Regions from separate parts of the Homo sapiens genome. Here region 2 is linked to region 1. The links are chromatin loops, found by intact Hi-C in ENCODE. Cell type or tissue: CD4-positive, alpha-beta T cell. All regions are shown on one strand. Each heading gives the region's core, and the rest is flanking DNA. Links, peaks and the distances in the headings are about the cores only. Region 1 overlaps GPHN (gephyrin). Region 2 overlaps PLEKHH1 (pleckstrin homology, MyTH4 and FERM domain containing H1).

Region 1 (5,377 bases), core at 223-5,222:
TGAACAATAGGCAACTGTCTGATAGACATATTATCAGGTAATCTGCTTTCTTTTTTTTTGAGATGGAGTCTTGCTCTGTCGCCCAGGCTGGCGTGCAGTGGCCATCTCAGCTCACTGCAACCTCTGCCTCCCAGGTTCAAGCGATTCTCCTGCCTCAGCCTCCCGAGTAGCTGGGATTACAGGCGCACACCACCATGCCTGGCAAATTTTTGTATTTTTAGTAGAGACAGGGTTTCACCATGTTGGCCAGGCTGGTCTCAAACTCCTGACCTCAAGTGATCCACCCCCCTCAGCCTCCCAAAGTGTTGGGATTACAGGTGTGAGCCACCATGCCTGGCCAGTCTTCTGCTTTTAAGAATGATTGTTGTAAATCGCCAGCAAAAGTAGTATAAACATTATTAACTAGAGGGGTGGGAAAACTTGGAAACTCCAAGATTTGGAGTACATTTCTATGGCACTGGCAAGAAAAAAAAAAAAAGTAAGTAGTTTTCTTTAAACCAGAAAGTGTGGTTACTTGAAAACAGGAAATACTAAAAACAAACTTATTTAAGTGTCTGTGGAATACTTCAGAGTATAAAGATGTAAAGGCAAGTCAACAGAAAAGTGTTTTTTATATGATAAGTGTATGGATTACAAAAACACTGGAGTACTTAATGTATTCATCATATTGCTTAGCAATCACTAACAAGTGACTCTTTTTTTCTTCTAGCTTGCCAACAACATTTGCAACTTTGGATATTGATGGTGTAAGAAAAATAATCTTTGCACTACCTGGTAAGAATAACAAATTGTTTCCTTTCCTTTTTCTGGAAAAATAGCCAAAATTTTTTGGACTTCTCATGTGACCACCTGGTTTGAAATCTGAAAGACCTGGGCTCAAGTCTCAGCTTTTCTAAACGACCAATCACTTAACCTCTCTAGGAAGTTTCTTCACCTATAAAATAAGACTAATATCTACTTCATAGGGTTGGTGTGAAAGTCAGATTAGATAATATATATCAAAGCACATTCCAAATCCTATCAAAGCACATTCCAAATCCTAAGATGATCATCAAGTGTTAGCTGTCACTAGATCTTTCTGGAGCACCTGCTTTTTCCTTACAGGAAATTGGTCGAAGTTAGCAGCCGAATACCTCTCATAACCAGAAGTATTGTGCTCTAGAGGCCAAAATGCCTTGAGTCACCCAAGCAAATACCAAATCAAAAAATACAAAGCTGCCTCTGGTCCTTGCCAGATTTGGGCTGGTTGAGGGGAGGGGGAAGAGGAAAGGCCAGGCTACTGGAACTAGTGCTTCTCAGCCAAATCCTACTCATCATCAGTCTACAACTTCCCCACTCCCACCCTTGTCCCAACGTGAGCAGAAACTCACATGTTCAGATTATAGAAAGAGCAAAGCAGGTTCAGTTCACGATGATTTTCAAATTCAAATTTTTTGTGATTTGGGGTTATATAAAGTCATGGTGAATCTTGATAAATTTTAAAATAATTTATTGTGCATCTTTTTTTTAACTTTAAAATTATCTTCTGATCATTCTGTTCAGTTCTCTATTTTTTGGCACAGATTCCTTTAGAAAATAACCTATTTCTTTAAGATTTACAAATCTCATGGCTTTTGGATCTTTGTTTGTTTTTTAGGTCAAGTATATCTCAAAATGGAAATGTAAAGAAATGGAAGCAGGCAGAAAAATGTTAAACTTTGAAAACATTTTAAGCCCCTATCTATAAGCATAAAAGAGATTAGATTTCTATCATGTAGAAAATTTTCAGAGAGAGAACATTTAAGTAAAATAGTCCTCAGAATGTATCTGTAACATGAAACGCCTTAGGACCTTTCATAATTCCTTGGATGCTCTGATAGCCATTGTATAAAGAAATGTGCTCCTTTTCCTAGCTTCATTTAGCCTGGAAGAGCCTCTTTTGTCTACGGAAGATATGACTTAACCTACAGACCATCAGTGATATTATAACAAAGAATGTTACTGTGGGAGCCTATTTCACCATTATGCCAAAGATGTTATAAAATTAAAACCTGTTTTCAAATTCCTACTTTTAATTTGAAACCTTATCTGCTCAGCCTGAGTGAACCAACAGAGGGCAGCAGAAACTCACATGTTCAGATTGTAGAATGTGCAAAGTGGTTCCATTTACAAGGATTTTCTTTCTTGTTTTTGTTGTTATTGGTTTTGTTTGTTTTTTGTGTTTTGTGTTTTTTGTTTGTTTGTTTGTTTGTTTTTGAGACAAGGTCTGGCTCTGTCGCCCAGGCTGGAGTGCAGCAGCGCGATCTCAGCTCACTGCAACCTCTGCCTCCTAGGCTCAAGCCGTTCTCCCACCTCAGCCTCCCAGGTAGCTGGGACTATAGGCGCTTGCTACCACCCCTGGCTAATTTTTGTATTTTTTGTAGAGACGGGGTTTCACCATGTTGCCCGGGCTGGTCTCAACTTCTGAGCTCAAGCCATCCACCTGTCTCAGCGTCCCAAAGTTTTGGGATTACAGGCATGAGCCACCATGCGCAGCTTTACAAGGATTTTCAATTTCAAAAGTGTATTTCTGCTTTCCTGTAGGCCATGCGTTTAAAGCCATCCCTAATCTCGACAAGTTTTAAATCAAAGTTTTGTATATTTACTTGTTTTTTTGGACATTTTTAACATTGCTAGAGTGACACATGCTCACTATTGTAAAAATCAGAAAATATAGATAAGCATAAAAAAGTGTTAACCATAATCCCCCAACACCCACATATGGATAAACCACTATTACAAGTTTTTTATATCAGTCCTTCCAGTCCTTTTTCGTACATAGCAAGACCCTGCCTCTAAAATAATTAGAGCACTTCATTTTTTATACAGTAATGTTATAAAGTGGTAGTATTACATGGATTTTATAATCCTTGATTTACAATGGCTTTTTTATTTGTTGGTTTGGGGTTTTTTTGCTTTTCCAGAAAAAAATATTCTATCTACTTGTATTTTGAAGCAAGGGAAAGTAATTGATTCTTTTTAAGAGTCTGCTATTCTGTGGGCAACTCATTTTTCCATCGAAACTATTAGTATCACTTGTCACTTTTTGCACCTTAAAAAATCTATTCTTAAGCACTTTTGCAGGTAGAAGAGAATTGGAGGTATGATTATAGCTAATAATAGGCTAAACTGACCATTGCCTTTTGACTTGATGATGCAATAAGCAGTGTTTAGCCATGCCAAGGGAACCTAAAAATCTAGTAGCCCATTCCCCACTCCAGGTTATACATTCATGCTTACATAGAACTGTATAAAAGTATTAAAACAACTGAAATTTTAGAACCAGAAGAGATCTTGAGAATCATGTAGTCCAAACCTTTCATTTCATAGATGAGTAAAGTTAGACTCAAAAAACTTTGGAACTTGCCAAGATCAGACAGCTTGGTTAGATAATAATGCCACACAAGAAATCAAATCTGTTATTTACAGCCCAGTGGTTGTTTGCTTCTTCACAGCCCACCCTTCCTCCTTTGAAGTGTACGACACACCTAGATTTCTTCTTGGAGTGATATAGTGGAATTCCTCAAATTCTTCTCATAACTTTAAAAGAATGTGGTATTTGTATTAGTCTGCTCAGGCTGCCATGACAGAATACCATAGACTGGGTAGCTGAAACAACAGAAATGTATTTTCTTACAGTTCTGGAAGCTGGAAGTCCAAAATCAAGGTGCCAGCAAGGTTGGCTTCTGGTGAGGCCTCTCTCCCTGGCTTGTAGACAGCAACCTTTTCACTGTGTCTTCACATGATCTTTCCTGTATGTGTGCAGACTCCTGGTGTCTCTTCCTCTTTTTATAAGGGCACCAGTCCTATTGGATTACGGCCACATCTTTATGACCTTATTTACCTTAATTACCTCCTTAAAGGCCCTATCTCCAAATATAGTCAATCATATTGGAGTTATAGCTTTATCATATGAATTCAATCCATAACAGTATTCATCTTCAGGTCCTTAAAACACTTCTTAAATCATTTGGTGTTTTTTTTTAATTTAAAGAAATATCCAGGTAGAGAAGATTATAAATAAGTTTCCTTATGCTTATCTATGTTTTCTCAGTTTGGGAACCAAGCTTGTAATACTATAGTAATTTTTAAATGCTTAAAAAATAGCAAATAGATATATAAAACTTGTAAACGGCTTTAAAACAAGATTAGTAATGAGTAATCTTGATAATAAGATTAGTAATGGCTTTCAGCTGGCTCTCAGGAAAGCGGAAATAAATGGCGTTAAACAGCTTCTGGGCAGCAGAATTCTCCATTTTACTGAAAGACGCAAATGTTTACACCCCCTGTGGCATTTAGTTGACTATACCTCTGTTCTGGTTGGATTCAAGGTGATTCAGAAGAGGAAAAATAGTGCCTAGTCACTTCCGTCACATTCTGATACCCAAAGATATAGACAGACATAATTATTTGGCAAATTGTTACACAGTGTATTATAAATAACTGCTTGGTTGACTTTCAGGGAATCCTGTATCGGCTGTGGTCACCTGCAATCTCTTTGTTGTGCCTGCACTGAGGAAAATGCAGGGCATCTTGGATCCTCGGCCAACCATCATCAAAGCAAGGGTAATGCTTTCTAATGACCAGAAACCAAAATGGAAGCCTGGTAACAGTTAGGGATATGATTTCCTAACTGTCCAAAATAAACATCTAGAGTTTTCTATTAGTTTTGATGGAAAATGTGATTATATTCTCCCCCTGTGTACTAGAAAATGTAGGAGAAAGGGTCCCTTTAATTCTCCTACTTCATGACTTCTAAAGTGAATCATTTTCTCCAGATAGAAGTCCATATACGAGTCCAGAGAGCACGGCTTAAAAACTTGAGTGATACTTAAGGACAAAACAGTCAATAGGATATATCTGGCTCTACCCTAACACTAGACCTGTCTGGAACAAGGGAGAATTTTCTTTTCCCCATGCAAACTCAGAGGGACAGCAATTAACCTGCTCACTTTTTCTGTGACTTCAACGATAAATTTTAAACAATTCAGAAGAAGACAAAGGACTACAAAGAGACCCTGGTGATTCAGGGAAAGGGTAACCATATTGTTTAGAAGAGAACTGCTAAGGCTGAGAAATATACCATGGTAAAAGTCACCTGGAAATTAGGTCTCCTTCTCCACCAACACTAACTTCAATGTGATTTACTACTACTCAACTAATTATGTTATACACTTTCTCTGTGACTAATGAATAATGTTCTTAGCAGTATAAACTACAGTACCAAACCATTACTTTCCAAGTGTTCCGAAGTAAATTCAAATATGGCAGAATGCTATGATTAGTTGACAGGAAGAGCAAAAAACATAAAAGATAAAATATTAGGCCAGGCTCAATGGCTGGCGCCTGTAATGCCAGC
Region 2 (5,306 bases), core at 307-5,306, 400 kb after region 1:
TGGGCATCATGCCGGGCCCTGAGCTTCCTGAGACCTCTTGTTTCAGGAGAGCCGGATCTATGCTGTGGCCACATCGGGCATGCGGCTCTCAGATATGTCTCCCAGAAGTAATACTGCATGCTGCGGTGAGTTCCAAGTGAGGCTTGGAGGCACCAAACACCCAAGGTGGGCAGGGTGGGCAAGCGGGGAGGAGAAGACTCCAAGCAACACCCAGGGCCAGGGTTGGCTGGCCTACCCTGTTCCCCTCCCCAGCAGGTGAAGTTCAGGTGAAATCACAGCAAGTCCCACCTAGGAGGGAAAGGGAAGTCGTACAGGTTCAGCCCATCACAGGAAAGTAGCCAGTCACAGAGCTGGAAGGGATCTGAGAGGGGGCCTCCAGCCCAGCCTCCCACCTGCACAGGCTTCGCTTCTGCAGTGCCAGGGCCGTGGGTGGGAGGAGCCACAAGTGTCCTGATTTACATGAACCCCACTCACTGGCTCCTCTCCAGCCAGCCACCAAATCTCCACAACGAGGGCTGTGGGGTGGTCCCATAGCCGTATGATTTGTAACTCACATCTGCAACAGTGGAACACTGTGCAAGCCTCATGGAGGAAAAAATGGTTAAAGGTAAGGCTTTTGGATTCTTTTGTGAGGGATCCTTTACCACATGGAGATCATGGTCCCCAAAGGGAGTCAAGGGGAGAAGATGAACAGGGCCCTGGCCCCCCTCTTGAGATCTGTCACTGGCCTGCTCCTGGAGGGAATGCCATCTGCCCAGTTCTCTGCTTCCCCCACACCCCTTCCTGGGTTATGCCCTTGAGTAATCTCATTCCTCTCTTCCCTGCTCAGCTTCAAGCCCTCCTGCCCTTGTTTCCCCTGGGTCTTTCTCTGGCCTGGTCTACAAGAATGTCACTGTGCCTGTCTACACAGCACTGAAGGGGGTAAGAAACTGCTGCACAAAGAGGGGGTGTCTCATCAGGAAAGGCCCCTGGCCTCATCATCCAATGACTGGGGCGGGGCTCTAGGGCCAGGCTTCTGCACATGGTGACCCTGCCCAGGGAGCTGAGCCCAGCACGTGTCATTTTGTTTTATTGTTTATTAGGTTATTATAAAAATTCCACATTTACAAAAATGTGAATCAGTATGAACGTGGACAAGGTAAGAAGGTTAAGCCTATGCCCGCTTTACAGCTCTCCCCACCTTTTCTCATGTCTGCCTCACTCCTCAGGTCCCAGAGGGCAGTGGGGCTCCTTCTAGAATTACTGAGGTATATTCCAACTTATATTCCCGTAACGTCACTACATTTTAAAAACAAAAATCAGATAGAATTGCAATATTTTCATACACATTTTTGTCTCTGTTACTGGTTTTTGAATAATAGTAATACTTGATAAAATTTTTTATAGAAGAATAAAAAACCAAAAGTGAAATTTCCTCTCACGTCGCTTTTCCCTAATTCCTAAGCCCAGAGGAAGCTATCATGAATGGTTTAGTGTTTATTCAGTAAGGCCTTCCGATGCATTTATAAATATGCAGCACACTCTCACTGTCTCCTGTGTGCACACAAAAGGTGCTCATATACATGTCATTCTATGCCTTGCTTGTTCCCCTAACCACGTGAATAACCACGTGTCAGGTCATCCTTCCCTACCTCCTCCTTTTTATTTTTCCGAGACAGAGTCTGGCTCTGTTGCCAGGCTGGAGTGCAGTGGTGCAACCTTGGCTCACTGCAACTTCCACCTCCTGGGTTCAAGCGATTCTCCTGCCTCAGCCTCCTGAATAGCTGGAACTACAGGCGCGCACCACCATGCCCAGCTAATTTTTGTATTTTTAGTAGAGACGGGGTTTCACCATGTTGGCCAGGATGGTCTTGATCTCTTGACCTTGTGATCCGCCTGCCTCAGCCTCCCAAAGTGCTAGGATTACAGGCATGAGCCACCATGCCTGGCCCCTACCTCCTCCTTCTATAGGTGTCCAGTACCCTTGGTATCGAAGCACCATAACTATTAATACCTAAAGCTTTCCTCCAATAATAATTTAGTCTGTGTCCCTGTTTTTCTCTAAAATGAATGTTGCCATGAACATCACTGTGCACATATATCTTTGGGAACTTATATCTACATGTGTCTGTAGGACAGAGTTCTAGAGGTGGGATTTCTGGGCAAATTATATACATGTTTTAATTTTTGACAGGTACTGCCAAATTACCTTCTAAAAATGCCTTACACACTAGAGTTTTTTCCCCCATCTTCTCCCCATACTCTCACCAACACTGAGATAGTCAGTCACTTTAAATGTTTGCCAATGGAGATGCAATCATTGATTGTTGCGACGTCCCCACACATTTTTAAAGCTCGCATGGCACACTTAGTCTGTGGTGTAGCTTTCTGGCCCCCTAGTGGCAAGGAGCGAGGGTCACAGTGGGCAGGCATTCAGTCGTGATGGGCAGCTGCTTTGGGGACCACAGAAGATGGTGTGTGGGAAGGGAGGCCTGAGAAGCATGGAGGTCATGACACAGGAGTGAGGCCAGGAGGGACCTTACACTGGACAGTTGTCTGTTCAGAGTCCCGGCTGGGGGTTGGCCACACCATGGGCACTTGGACCAGGAGTGCAAGCTGCAGGGTTGGGAGAGGACTGTTTTGCAGCCTGAGCTGCAGTGAGGGAGGGGCCTGTCTTGCAGAGAGCTACACAGATCAGCAACATGCCCTTTATGGACGAGTCCTCTGGGTCTGACGATGACTGCAGCTCTCAGGCGAGTTTCCGAATCTCGGTCCCCTCCTCTGAGTCCAGGAAGACCAGCGGACTAGGCAGCCCCCGGGCCATCAAGAGAGGTACAGAGAAGGGGAGCAGGGGCAGGGTGCAGCAGCAAGGAGCCCCTCACCTCTTCCCATGGGCACTTGAACATGGGCGTCCCCACTTGATCTGAGCTCGTGACCCCCCAGCAGCTCCACCCCCAGCCCCAGAGACCGGGTCCCGGGTGGGTGGTCAAGTCTCAGCAGCTCCTGGGCTGCGTGAGTCGGGGAGGTGTGGGACCCGGGCCTTGACTCCTCCTCCCTCGGCAAGGCGTCTCCATGTCCTCACTGAGCTCCGAGGGTGACTACGCCATCCCCCCGGACGCCTGCTCACTGGACAGTGACTACTCAGAGCCTGAGCACAAACTGCAGCGCACCTCATCCTACTCCACCGACGGGCTGGGCCTGGGCGGGGTGAGCCGGGAAACGGGCGGGGGCAGGGTGGAAGCAGAATGCAGCAGAGGCTGCTGGGGCCCTCAGCACAAGACATAGGCAGTAGCTGCCTGAAGTGAGGGGTCCCTAGAGCTGGGGGATGGGGGCAGGGGGCGTGGGCTGGGGGGGTGTACAGTTATGGAGTCAGACACACAGACCCCACAAGGAAGGAAGGAGGGAGCCCAGAGAGCTCCTGGAATACCAGCAATGGCCAGTTACTGAGAGCCTACTGTGGCCCACCAGGCCCCATGAAGAGTTTTCCATATATGACTTTGTTTTATCACCTGGAATACTAACGCAAGCTAACATTTATTGAACTCTTGGCACCAGGCACTGTGCTCAGTTTCCAGGCATTGTCTCATTTGTCCTCACAATCCTCTTGGGGTCATTAGCCCATCTTATGGATGAGAAGCCTGAGGCTCCAAGCTGTGCCACTACATGCCAGGGCTAGCATCCACTCCCGATGTAATTCCGCATCCCTCGCCCCACACCTCTCTGCTGCCCCATCATCTCCCTGGCTCCATGACCCTCCAGTCCTGCCTGGCTGATGTGTCCAGGTTGCCCAGACCTGCCTTGCCCTCTCCCTGCTCTGTGCTGCCTGGAATGGTCTTCTTCCTCCTCTCAGTCTTTGAGGGAGAGGCTGAACTATCCTAACAAGGCCAGCTCAGGGCCGGCTCTCTCCTGACGCTCTCCCTGGCCAGGCTCTCCCTCTAGCAGCCCCTGCTCTGCTACCTTCTCATAGTGAGGTCTTCCCCAGCTAGCATGGGAGCCCTTCCTTGGCAGGACCACCCATGTTTTATTTAGTCCTCTCTGAACCATAGCAGGGCATGGTACTCTGAAAATACACTGAGTAGGTACTCAATAATTTTGTATTTAATTGATGACCGAGTAGTGAGGCAGCTGGACCACTTGGACCTGTGTGATGTCTAGGAGCCCTGAGTGATTTCCCCTTTCTTCATCTACACCCTTCCACCCCTCAGGAGTCACTGGAGAAGTCGGGCTACCTGCTGAAAATGGGGAGCCAGGTGAAGACGTGGAAGAGGCGCTGGTTTGTCCTGAGACAGGGACAGATTATGTACTACAAGTCCCCGGTGAGAGTCTCCCCGCCCAGCACTGCAGTCAAAAGGTCTCCACATCACACCCTGGACTATGTCAGATGGGACGGAGGAGGGGGAATGTGGCCCAAGGCCAGAGGGCAAAGGTCTGGCAGGTGGGGAGAGGCAACCTCACTGGGCCCCTGAGGCTTTGAGCCACACTTGGGGACCTAAGCCTGGCCGTGAGTTTCAGAATGAAATAGGGAGGTTCTCAGAAGGACCCATGTTCCTGATTAAGGTTCCATTTAGCTATAACCAGAATCTAGAATAAGTCACCCATCATAACACAGCCAGAATGCTGGGAATCATGTTTCCCTTTGCTTATGACGTGGAGGAAGATCTGAGGGTAAATGAGGTGCTCCGGAAAGGCTCCACATTCAGTGGCTCTCCTCTCCAATACTTTCTTTACAGAGTGATGTCATCCGGAAACCTCAAGGCCAAGTGGATCTGAACTCCCGCTGCCAAATTGTTCGAGGGGAGGGTTCACAGACGTTTCAGGTGAGCACGCTCCTGGCTGCTAGTATTTTAAACAGAAGAGGTGCTGGGTTTGGATATGGCCGTGAGTGAGACAAAGATGGGGCCAAATGAGCATGAATGAAAGACTTCAGATCAACATTTGGACGTGATCCTAACTTGTGAGTACAAGAAAGGAAGATGAGACAGAATATGAGAGATGGAGTGAAGGAAGGAGAGACAGGGAGGAAAAGATGAGGAGGAAAAGAAAGGAGGGAGCACTAGGGCAGGCAGAAGGCCAGCCCCTTGGGTTCAGGGACAGGTGCCACCTCGGAGCCAGGTCCTGGTTACTCCATTCTCCCAGCGTGCTGCCCCACCCCCATATCTCGCCCTCCACAGCTCATCTCTGAGAAGAAAACCTACTACCTGACGGCCGATTCACCCAGCCTGCTGGAGGAGTGGATCCGAGTACTCCAGAGCCTGCTGAAGGTGCAGGCCACCGGGCCTCCAGCTCTGCTTCGGGGTGGCACCAAGCCCACCGTGAAGGGCTGGCTG

Evidence for each region. Peaks named below come from ENCODE experiments on the same cell type or tissue, not always from the same donor. Only the 100,000 strongest peaks of a DNase experiment are listed, where the experiment ranks them.
Region 2: a loop joins it to region 1, with 8 times the contacts of the local background. A loop is called at or near these places in 3 of 110 quality-filtered maps.

What each region holds. Positions count from the first base shown.
Region 1 is chr14:67,164,453-67,169,829 of GRCh38, forward strand. It overlaps GPHN (gephyrin), which reads left to right. Exons shown (of 23, transcript NM_020806.5): 20 at 710-774; 21 at 4,481-4,584. The region is part of intron 1 of LOC105370538 (a long non-coding RNA gene); the gene reads right to left. Among named protein-coding and RNA genes, the nearest start is that of GARIN2, 22 kb to the right of the region's middle. RefSeq lists an enhancer at 3,528-4,727. In CD4-positive, alpha-beta T cell, for the core only: CTCF peaks have their summits at 2,199 and 2,404; a DNase peak (open chromatin) is centred at 2,099.
Region 2 is chr14:67,569,092-67,574,397 of GRCh38, forward strand. PLEKHH1 (pleckstrin homology, MyTH4 and FERM domain containing H1) reads left to right here. Exons shown (of 29, transcript NM_020715.3): 8 at 47-125; 9 at 830-921; 10 at 2,661-2,811; 11 at 3,044-3,186; 12 at 4,185-4,295; 13 at 4,710-4,796; 14 at 5,151-5,306. It also overlaps a transcript of GPHN not described here. Among named protein-coding and RNA genes, the nearest start is that of PIGH, 29 kb to the right of the region's middle. RefSeq lists an enhancer at 2,376-2,555. In CD4-positive, alpha-beta T cell, for the core only: CTCF peaks have their summits at 2,374 (motif pointing left) and 2,576; a DNase peak (open chromatin) is centred at 2,380.